Regions from separate parts of the Homo sapiens genome. Here region 2 is linked to region 1. A link is a contact called in ENCODE Hi-C or POLR2A ChIA-PET data. All regions are on one chromosome and are shown on one strand. Each heading gives the region's core, a stretch centred on a gene start or an enhancer-like site at or near the end of the contact. The rest is flanking DNA. Distances are from core to core; before and after follow the strand shown. Region 1 overlaps SVOP (SV2 related protein). Region 2 overlaps SVOP (SV2 related protein).

Region 1 (5,287 bases), core at 1,476-3,975:
GGCCGAGGCGGGTGGATCACTTGAGGTCAGGAGTTCGAGACCAGCCTGGCCAACATGGTGAAACCCTGTCTCTACTAAAAAGTACAGGTGGGCACCTGTAATCCCAGCTACTCGGGAGGCTGAGACAGGAGAATTGCTTGAACCCGGGAGGCAGAGTTGCAGTGAGCCGAGATCACGCTACTGCACTCCAGCCTGGGCGACAGATCAAGACTCCGTCTCAAAAAACAATAAAAGTCACCATTCAGCCTGACCAAGGAGGGGGCCAGGAAAGAAGTCGGAACCGTGGCCTTCGCTGCTTCAGAAGGGGAGGCCCGTGCTCTGACTTCAGCTTGATTCACTTTGGCCTCAGTCCTCAGTTCCCAGGGGGTAACGGCGTTCTGAGGTTGTCACCTGGTGCAAGACCAGCTGTCCCCAGGGACACATCTGGATCTCTTGGTGCCAACAACGGCAACTCCAGAGGGGGCTGGGTGGGGGCATGTGGCTCCAGTTTGAATGCACCATGTCCATCTGCCAGAGAATCCACTGGTCAGGCTCTAGGGAGGCAAACCGGGGGGCCCCTGCCAGGAAATAGCTGCTCAGACCACACCTAGATCGCCTGCAATTTCAAAGAAGAAAGCCTGGGGCTGTGAGTGTGGGAGAAACCTACTGAACAGGTCCGGTGGGTGGACAGCAGGTGTCACATGGGCCTGAGCCTGGACGGTATCTACAGAGAGATATTTTGGTTGTTCACTGAGGGTTTGGCCGGGTGACTCTGGGTGGTGTCTGATTGGTTGCTGGCATTACCAGACCCTCCTAATATGGGTAGTCTTCCCATGTAGATCCACAGGTTATGAACAAAGCTTTCACCACATATACAGAGAACCCCCTAGAGCAAACATCTCCCCATCCCTGGGTGGACCTCAATGAAGATGAGCAAACTGAGTCAAGACACAAAACCCTGTTGGTCCAGGTCATACTCTTGGGTGAGTTCTTGATGTCGGCAGTGACAATCAGTGCCCCAGTTGGGGCCTGCCAGCCCCCCAAGCTCTGCAGCCTCAAAGACCAGCTCAGTCCCCCATCGGTCACTATTCCTGAGAGCCAGAGTTCGACCTGGTAACACCTGCACCGTGCATTCCTCGGCCGACCATCTCCTGGCCCCACTCCCGGTGGCTGGACTCCTGCAGTCCTCGGCCTTTGGTCTCAATGGGCAAAAAGCAGGAGGCCAGGGCAGCCAGGAGGCAGCAGCCACTGTAAACTGCCAGAGTCAGGTACACAGAGGATTCCAGCATCACCTAGGGGAAGGAGACACGGGTCGGTGAAAGCATCCCTTCTGAAGCACAGACATCGCCAACCATCAAATAGTATTAGTAACATCAGGCCCTCTCGTGATATCTGCTTGCTAAAAAGGATCTGGTGATTCCCTCCTCTCCCCCTTTGTCCCTCTCTCTCCTTGTGACACGCCTGCCCCTCCTTTGCCTTCCTCCATGAGTAAAAGCTTCCTGAGGCCTCACCAGAAGCCAAGCAGATGCTGGTGCCATGCTTGTACAGCCTGCAGAATCGTGAGTCAAATAAATCTCTTCTTTATAAATTACCTGATCTCAAGTATTCTTTTTTTTGTTTTTTGTTTTTTTTGTTTTTTTGAGATGAGTTTCATTCTTGTTGCCCAGACTGGAGTGCAATGGCGCAATCTTGGCTCACCGCAACCTCCGCCTTCAGGGTTCAAGCGATTCTCCTCCCAAGTAGCTGGGATTACAGGCTTCTGCCACCACGCCCGGCTAATTTTGTATTTTTAGTAGAGATGGGGTTTCTCCATGTTGGTCAGGCTGGTCTCGAACTCCTGACCTCAGGTGATCCACCCACCTTGGCCTCCCAAAGTGCTGGGATTGCAGGCATGAGCCAACACGCCCAGCCAGGTATTCCTTGAAATCAACACAAAACGGACCAACACAGATGCCATGCCACAGCCCTATGAGCTAAGTACTTCATCCCCATTTTACAAAGGAGAAAACTGAGGCTCAAAGAGGATAAGTGGTTCCTACCCAAGTTCATACAGATAATAAGGATGGGGCTGGGATTTGAACTTGGGTCTGCTAAGCTTGAGTCTGGGCTCCTTATAACTCTTCTCTCCTCTGGAACAGTGCAGTGCCTGTGCCAACTTCCTAGCTTTTGGCACATGGCAAACAACACGGCAGAGCTGAGTCCCATTTTCTTTTCTTTTGAGATGTAGTCTCGCTCTGTCTCCAGGCTGGAGTGCAGTGGTGCAATCTTGGCTCACTGCAACCTCTGCCTCCCGGGTTCAAGCAATTTTTCTGCCTCAGCCTTTTGAGTAGCTGGGACTACAGGCATATGCCACCATGCCTGGCTAATTCTTTTGTATTTTTAAGAGAGATGGAGTCTCACCAAATTGACCAGGCTGGACTTGAACACCTGACCTCAAGTAATCTGCCCACCTCAGCCTCCCAAAGTGCTGGGATTACAGCTGTGAGCCACCATGCCCAGCCCATTTCTTCATTTGCCAAATGGGCATAGAGTGGTGTCACTTCCTAATGGGAAGAACCTGGCAGCACCTGGCACCGTGGAGGCACATGGTGAGCTCTCAACCAGCATCAGTTAGGAGTGCCACACAACGGCTAAAATCAAAGTAGAATAGAAACACTTGGCTAAACACGTCTTTAAATTCCATTTCTCTGCAATATTCAGACTTGGCAAATCTACAGAAAGCAGATGGGTGGTTGCCAGGAGCCTAGAGGAAGTGGGCAATGAGGAGTGACTGCTTAGTGGATCCAGGGGTTTATTTTGGGGTGATGAGAATGTTTTGGAACTAGATAGAAGCAGTGGTTGCCCAACGCTGTGAATGTGCTGAATGCCACTGAATTGTTCCCTTTAAGATGGTTAATTTTGTTATGTGACGTTTACCTCAATAAAAAAGTGATTCAAACAGAAAAAAACCTGGATTTTCAAAAAGCAAAAAGACTTACTAAGATCCCTAGATACAAATGCTTCATGACACACGAAGAGTTGCAAAATTCTGCAATGACGTCTAATTATCTAATTCAAAAAGCAGGAACTGGCATATTTATTTGTTTTCCACTAAATTTTGTCGGCATACTTGTTTTCTTTCCTTTTTTTTTCTTTTTGAGACAAGGTCTCACTCTATCGCCCAGGCCGGAGTGTAGTGGAGCAATTTTGGCTCATTGCAAACTCTGCCTCCTGGGTTCAAGCAATTTTTGTGCCTCAGCCAGAATTACAGGCACCTGCCACCACACCTAGTTAATTTTTGTATTTTTAGTAGAGATGGGGGTTTCACCATGTTGGCCAGGCTGGTCTCGAACTCCTGACCTGAAGTGATCTGCCCGCCTCAGCCTCCTAAAGGGCTGGGATTACAGGCGTGAGACACAGCACCTGACCCTTCTTTCCTTTTGTTAAAAAAAAAAAAATTTTTTTGGCCAGGCACAGTGGCTCATGCCTGTAATCCCAGCACTTTGGAGGCCGAGGCAGGCAGATCACAAGGTCAAGAGATCGAGACCATCCTGGCCAACGTGGTGAAACCTTGTCTCTACTAAAAATACAGAAATTAGCCAGGCGTGGTGGTGCACGCCTGTAATCCCAGCTACTCGGGAGGCTGAGGCAGGAGAATCGCTTGAACCTGGGAGGCGGAGGTCACAGTGAGCTGAGATCACACCACTGCACTCCAGCCTGGGTGACAAAGCGAGACTCCATCCCAAAAAAAAAAAAAAAAAATCAACTTTTATCATAGATTAAGGGGTCCACTGCAGGTTTGTTACACAGATATATTGCATGATGCTGAAGTTTGGGGGTACAAATGACCCCATCCCCAGGTAGTGAGCCCAGTACCCAATAGGTGGAATTTTCAGCCCATGACTCCCACCCTTCCTTCCCAGTCGAGTGGTCCCCAGTGTCCATTACTCCTATTTTTATGTCTATGTGTATTCAATGTCTAGCTCCCAGAGAACATGCAGTATTTGGTTTTCTGTTCTTGCATTAATTCACTCACAATTGCCCACTTGTTTTCATCCACATTGTTTTTAAGCAAAACATATGGCAGCCCAAGGATTTTCTTCACAGGGAAGACCTGGGTTTGACTCCTGGATTGGCTACTTTCCAGCTGCATGACCTTGAGCATGTCATTTTAGCCCCTGAGCCTCTGTTTTCTCATCTGCAGGCAATATTTCTTCTGTCCTCGGGTGTGTTGTTATGATAAAATGAGCGAATGCAACCCGAGGGCTCTGGGGACAGTCGGCATGTAGTAACTGCTTGCCATGCATGGGGTTTTGTCACCCCCCATCCCTCTGTATTTGGGGGCAGCACCTACCTGGGCGATGAACGGAGTGATGAGAGCACCCACTCTTGCCATGCCGCTGCAGGTGCCCAGGCCGAGGGCCCGCGTTGCCGTGGGGTAGACCTGAAACACAGCAGCCGGATATAGGCATGGGGACATGCAGGTTCCTCCCACCACTCCAGCTCCAAGCTGATAGGACCAACCTCAGGGGCAGGCCGGAAGTCAGGGCAAATCCCTCCAGTGCTGGTGACGCCCTTAAGGGACAGGGATCCTCACCCCAAAGGGCATGGGAGGCTCAACTCAGACCTAGGGCAAGAGGCTGAGCTGCGGGTGGGAACCCAGTAAAGGGGTCCACTCTGTCCTGGGGGGGGCTCCCCAAAGACTCCTCCACCAGGAACTGCCACAAGTTCACAACTCAGGGGTTGCTCTCTACCTTCTTCTCATGCGTTCACCTTGAAGCCTGGGTCACAGGTTTTCAAGGGACTTCATAAAGAGAGAGATGGAAATGTTTACAGTCTCTCAGTTTGTACCCAGTAGGGGCCACGTGCTTTGTTAAGTGGCAAAGTGAGAAGGGATTGTGCATCTTCCAGCCCAAGGTAATTAAGAAGGGTATGTTTTCTCCTCTCCCTTCCCATGTCTGCTGGCTGCGAGAAGGACTCCATGGCCCTAAGCCAGAGGGCTTCTCAGCCTGGGCACTGTGGATGTTTTGGGATGGCTCATTCTTTGTCATGGGGGTGGGGGTTGCTGTGCGTTGTAGGATGTTTGGCAGCATCCCTGGCCTCTACCCACGAGATTCCAGCAGCCCTTCTGCCTCCCCATGCCACCTTATGACAATCCAAAATATTCCCAGGCATTGCCAAATGTCCCCTGGGGCAAGATCCCTGGATAAGAAAGGCACACGATGCGAGGAGCCTGGGTTCCCAAATCACTGGAGGAGGAAAGCTGTCCCCCAACCTAGAACACCCATATTGGACTCTTTTATTTTATAGTATTTTATTTACTTATTTA
Region 2 (5,287 bases), core at 1,786-4,285, 41 kb after region 1:
ATTCTCCTGCCTCAGCCTCCCAAGTAGCTAGGATTACAGGTGTGCACCACCACGCCTGGCTAATTTTTATATTTTTTAGTAGAGATGGGGTTTTGCCATGTTGTACAGGCTGGTCTCAAACTCCTGGCCTCAAGTGATCCACCTGCCTCAGCCTCCCAAAGTGCTGGAATTACAGGCATAAGCAACTGTGCCCAGGCCCCCTACACTACACTTAATAACTATCTGGCCAGGCACGGTGGCTCACACCTGTAATCCCAACACTTTGGGAGGCCAAGATGGGAGGATCACTTGAGTTCAAGAACAGCCTGGGTAACACAGTGAGACCGCCCACCCTGTGCCCTGCAGCCCATCTCAACAAAAAATTTTAAAAATTAGCTGGGCGTGGTGGCACACATCTGTACTCCTAGCTACTCCAGAGGCTGTGGTGGGAGGATCCCTTGAGACTGGAAGTTTGAGGCTGCAGGGAGGTATGATCGTGTTGCTGTACTCCAGCCTTGGCAACAGAGCGAAATCCGGTTTCAAAAATAATAATAATAACTATCTGACCTCCAGCAAGTCCCTTGTGAGTTCTAAGCCTCAGTTTTCACATCTGTCATACGGGGATAAAACAGTTGTTCAATGGACCAAGTAAGTTAGTCTGAGCAGAACATTTAGCAAAGTGCCCAGCACTTGGTAAGCTCCATTATTATATCTACTTTGGGGAAAGAAAGAAAAGAATGAGGAAGGGAGGAGAGAAGGAGGGTTGTAGAAAAGCACAGATCAGCGTAGAGGAATGGGCTCCTTAATGATCTAATTGACTTTTTTTTTTTTTTTTCTTTTTTTTTTTTGAGACAGAGTTTCACTCTTGTTGGCCAGGCTGGAGTGCAATGGCATGAACTCGGCTCACTGCAACCTCCACCTCCTGGGTTCAAGCGATTCTCCTGCCTCAGCCTCCCAAGTAGCTGGGATTACAGGCATGTGCCACCACGCCCAACTAATTTTGTATTTATAGTAGAGGCAGGGTTTCTCCATGTTGGTCAGGCTGGTCTCAAACTCCCGACCTCGGGTGATCTGCCCGCCTCAGCCTCCCAAAGTGCTTGGATTACAGGCGTGATCACCACGCCCGGCCCTAATTGACATTTATACTTAAAATTCAGAGTACATTACAAGGACTTCTGGTTGTTGAGCTTTTAAGAATTATACAGCAAAATCTTTTTCATCTGGTTTTATGAGTTGCTGCAATAGGATAAAGCTATTGTAAATTAATGGAAACTTTTAATTGCATTTAATCACATCAAAATATCTCCAACTAAATGTTTCTAAATAATGAACTTAAGGGAGCCATTTTTATAACTAGATAGGAACATTGTATAATTTAAGACATTATTTTTATGTAAGTGGATAGAGTTACAGTGGTGGGAAGCCAGTGGCTCTCTTGGGTGGCTAAATATTTCTTCTGCAATTTTGTTTCTAGTTTTTATTTGCCCTCCTCACAGATAAAACAGATATTTAGGCTGGGCGTGGTGGCTGATGCCTGTAATCCCAGCACTTTGGGAGGCTGAGGCAGGCGAATCGCTTGAGGTCAGGAGTTCGAGACCAGCCTGGTCAACATGGTGAAACCCCGTCTCTATTAAAAATACAAAAATTAGCCGGGTGTGGTGGCTTGCTCCCATAATCCCAGCTACTCGGGAAGCTGAGGTGGGAGGATCGCTTGAACCCAGGAGGTGGAGGTTGCAGTGAGCCGAGATATCACACCACTGCACTCCAGCCTGGGTGACAGAGTAAGAATCTGTCTCAAAAAAAAAAAAAAAAAAAAAAGCTATTTAGTGGAGTAGTTCAGATAATAGGTTTGGAGGGTCAAGTGATGTTTAGACATCAGCTCTGCCATTTACTAGCTATGTGACCTTGGGCATGCTACTTAGTTTCTACAAAGCTCCAGCTTTTGTACCTGTAAAATGGAGATGATCATAATATCTACATCCTAAGATGAGCGTTAAAGTGGTAATACACGTAAAGCACAAGGCTCAGTGTCTGGAATGTAATGATAGCTCAATAAACACATGGAAGGGCTACAGTAGTGTTCAATACATGAATAACTAAATGGGGAAGAAGTAGGGAGCAGGCAGGCAAGCTGGGGACCCTTAAGATAAGCATGAGATAAGGGGGAAAGGCCCTCCTAGCTCCTCTATGTCCTTTATTTTATTCCCCTGGTGTCCTGTGCCATAATCCCAGAACCCCATGGGAAGAATCTCTCGTCCTCTTTGTAGTCCCGCCCCTTTGCTGTTTTGGGGTGTGATTTTCTCTGTTCCAGCTACTCCACCCTTGCAATCGCATCTGCTTATAGGCTTCCGGAGGCTTCTCAAAATTCTGATCCACTGATGGCACCATTTTCTTGCTCTCCAGTACTCTTAAGTATTTATTCTATTTCTTAGCTGGGCGCCATGATGCATGCCTGTAATCCCAGCACTTTGGAAGGCCAAGGTAGGCAGATCGCTTGAGGCCAGGTATTCAAGACCAGCCCAGGCAATACAGTTAGACCCCGATCTCTACCAAAAAATAGAAAAAATTAGCTGAGCATGGTGGTGTGTGCCTGGAAGGCTGAGGCAGAAGGATCACTTGAGCCTGGGAGTTCGAGGCTGCAGTGAGCCATGATTTTGCCACTGTACTCCAGCCTGGGTAACAGAGCGAGACCCTGTCTCTCACAAAAAGAAAAGATTTATTCTATTTCTTACTACTTCTATGTCATTTCCAGGAAATGTGGAAGAAGAAGAAATAGAAAATGTCACTTCTCATTCTACCATCTTGAACAAGAATTTCTGTGGACATTCTGAATATTTAAATCCTTTATCTTTCCTTATATGAGAAGAAAATCCAGTGACTGTTTGAAGTCTATTTCTACAGGCATCTCTCTGAGCATCCCTGGTAAGGGAATTTGATTTGCTCTTCTGTGAGTACATTCCTTCCAGCCACGAGGGGAAAACGGTATCGTCCTCAATGAACTCATCATATTCATGAATAGGGCAGTAGTTGTGTCTGCAGGAATTCCTGGAGCTGGGCCAGAAGTGGAGCACATTGTCCACAAGTCCCTGCCAGCCCAGATTTATGGCTGCGGCTCCATTAATAGCCTTTCCTTCAAGCTCCAGTGGTTTGTAAGCTCATCCCAGATCCAGAAGTGTATGTCAAATGCCTACTCTACAGAGCCCTGGAGGAATTAATCATGAATCAAGGAGGGAAGGACTGAGGAGAGCTGAGAGCCACTCACCATCCTTCCAGCCTCCCAAGTGGCAGGAGGAGGCTGGGAGTTTGCTCATGTGTCAAATCCATGTGGTCATATCTCCCCTGTCCCTGTTCTATCTACAGTGATACCTTGAGTCATTCATCCGTCATCCATCATACATCACAATGACGCTTGAGCTTCTTGCCAAAGCCTTCAGCAGATCAAATGCTTGTTAATAAATCTTGAGTGCTCTGCCAGGCACTGTCCTGGGCATTTTACAGAATGTTGTCATTTAATGACTATTTTAAGGGACCCCATGAGGTGGGGATGTTGTTGTTCCATTTTAGAGATGAGAAAACAGATGCAGGAAGGTTCAGTGACTTGCCTGAGGTCATACAGCTATTATGTGACAGAGCAGCCAGGATTCAAACCCAAGCCGTCTGGTTTCAGAGCCCATGATCTATTTTAGAATTAGCATTATGCTGGCTGGGCGCAGTGGCTCACGCCTGTAATCCCAGCACTTTGGGAGGCTGAGGTGGGTGGATCACGAGGTCAGGAGATCGAGACCATCCTGGCCAACATGGTGAAACCCCGTCTCTACTAAAAATACAAAAAAAATTAGCTGGGCGTGGTGTCAGGCGCCTGTAGTCCCAGCTACTCGGGAGGCTGAGGCAGGAGAATGGTGTGAACCCTGGAGGCGGAGCTTGTAGTGAGCCGAGATTGCGCCACTGCACTCCAGCCTGGGCGACAGAGCGAGATTCCGTCTCAAAAAAAAAAAAAAAGAATTAGCATTACCCTTCTAGGCTGTCTCTTCCAGTCTTCCCCAATCATGATGCTCAGCAGGCATAAGAAATCAATCCCTGACCTATTACCCCTGAGGGGGTGGGCGCTCTAGCAGGACTGAACAGATCCCCACCCTCCAATGCTGATCTTGCTGCTTGTGCTGCCAAAGAGCCAGCCTGCCCGCAACAGAGACCAACATGGAGCCCCCAGGATGGAACCACTCCATGTCACTTGGTAGCAACTTAGGTACATACATTGGACTCTTCCAGTTTTGAAGGAGCAGCAATTCATCTTGACCGAATCGGCACCTATTCTGAGTATTGGTTTATCTTTCCTGCCCACAAGGTCTCAGTCACCACCATCACCTGAGGGCTCACACAATGTCTGACCCACTGACAAAGGATCCATCATAACATTGCATGGGACCCAAGGAGCCCATATAGAGTGAAGGAGATGTAGAAGCGGATGTATGGCCTGGAATCCGCTGGTCCTATCATATATTGTGCTATCCTGAAGCTGCTGGCCTAAGAGAGCAATGGAACAGGACTCTGAAGGTGTCACTAAGGTGTCAGCTTGGAGACGATGCCCTGTGACCATGGGGCACTGTCCTCCAGGACACAATACCCACTTAAGTCTATTGCCATTATGATGCTTCATTCCCAGGAGAAAAGATTCATGGGTCTGGAAATTAAGGGGTTGAAGTAAGAGTAGGCTTCACTGTCATCAGTCTCAGTGACCCAGATCAGGGGATTTGTACTTCACATCCTGCAACTTCTGGGCTCGGTGGGTCTAGAGGTCCTGGCTCCCAGGGAGGGAAAGCTTCCACAGGAGACACAGCAAGAGTCTCAGTAGAATGTCTTTTTTGAGATGGAGTCTTGCTCTGTCGCCGAGGCTGGATAGCAGTGGCGCGCTCTCAGCTCACTGCAAACTCCGCCTCCTGGGTTCAAGGGATTCTCCTGCCTCAGCCTCCCAAGTAGCTGGGATTACAGGTGTGTGTCACCACACCCAGCTAATTTTTGTAATTTTAGTAGAGACGGGATTTCACTGTGTCGGCCAGGATGGTCTCGAACTCCTGTCCTCACATGATCCACCTGCCTTGGCCTCCCAAAGTGCTGGGATTACAGACGTGAGCCACCGTGCCCGGACCCATTAGACTTTAAGCAACAGCTGCTACCCAGTAACTTTGGGCTCCTTTGTGTCAAGAAATGAACAGGCAAGAAAAAGAGTCACCGTGGGCTCCTTGGGTCCCATGTCAGAGAAATTGATCCTAACCACCATTAAGACTTAATAAGCCCCATCTATCATAGG

Evidence for each region. A loop is a pair of places that touch in the nucleus more often than their neighbours do. ChIA-PET counts read pairs that join two places held with the same protein, here RNA polymerase II (POLR2A). Pooled maps may share reads with other maps.
Region 2: a pooled map shows a loop between it and region 1 (1.9-fold over the local background). The contact joins two enhancer-like sites. A Hi-C loop is called at or near these places in 2 of 168 maps with a recorded cell type or tissue (CD14-positive monocyte and PC-9) and 2 of 50 pooled maps. POLR2A ChIA-PET finds 5 or more read pairs at or near these places in 5 of 52 experiments (B cell, H1, Panc1 and 2 more).

What each region holds. Positions count from the first base shown.
Region 1 is chr12:108,911,471-108,916,757 of GRCh38, forward strand. SVOP (SV2 related protein) reads right to left here. Exons shown (of 16, transcript NM_018711.5): 15 at 4,313-4,402; 16 at 1-1,271. The coding sequence ends at 1,065. Among named protein-coding and RNA genes, the nearest start is that of DAO, 34 kb to the left of the region's middle. Within about 2 kb of position 2,726, at least 6 of the 41 ENCODE cell types and tissues checked have a DNase peak (open chromatin) inside an H3K27ac peak, as active enhancers do.
Region 2 is chr12:108,952,339-108,957,625 of GRCh38, forward strand. All of the region lies in intron 6 of SVOP (SV2 related protein), which reads right to left. Among named protein-coding and RNA genes, the nearest start is that of SVOP, 66 kb to the right of the region's middle. Within about 2 kb of position 3,036, at least 2 of the 41 ENCODE cell types and tissues checked have a DNase peak (open chromatin) inside an H3K27ac peak, as active enhancers do.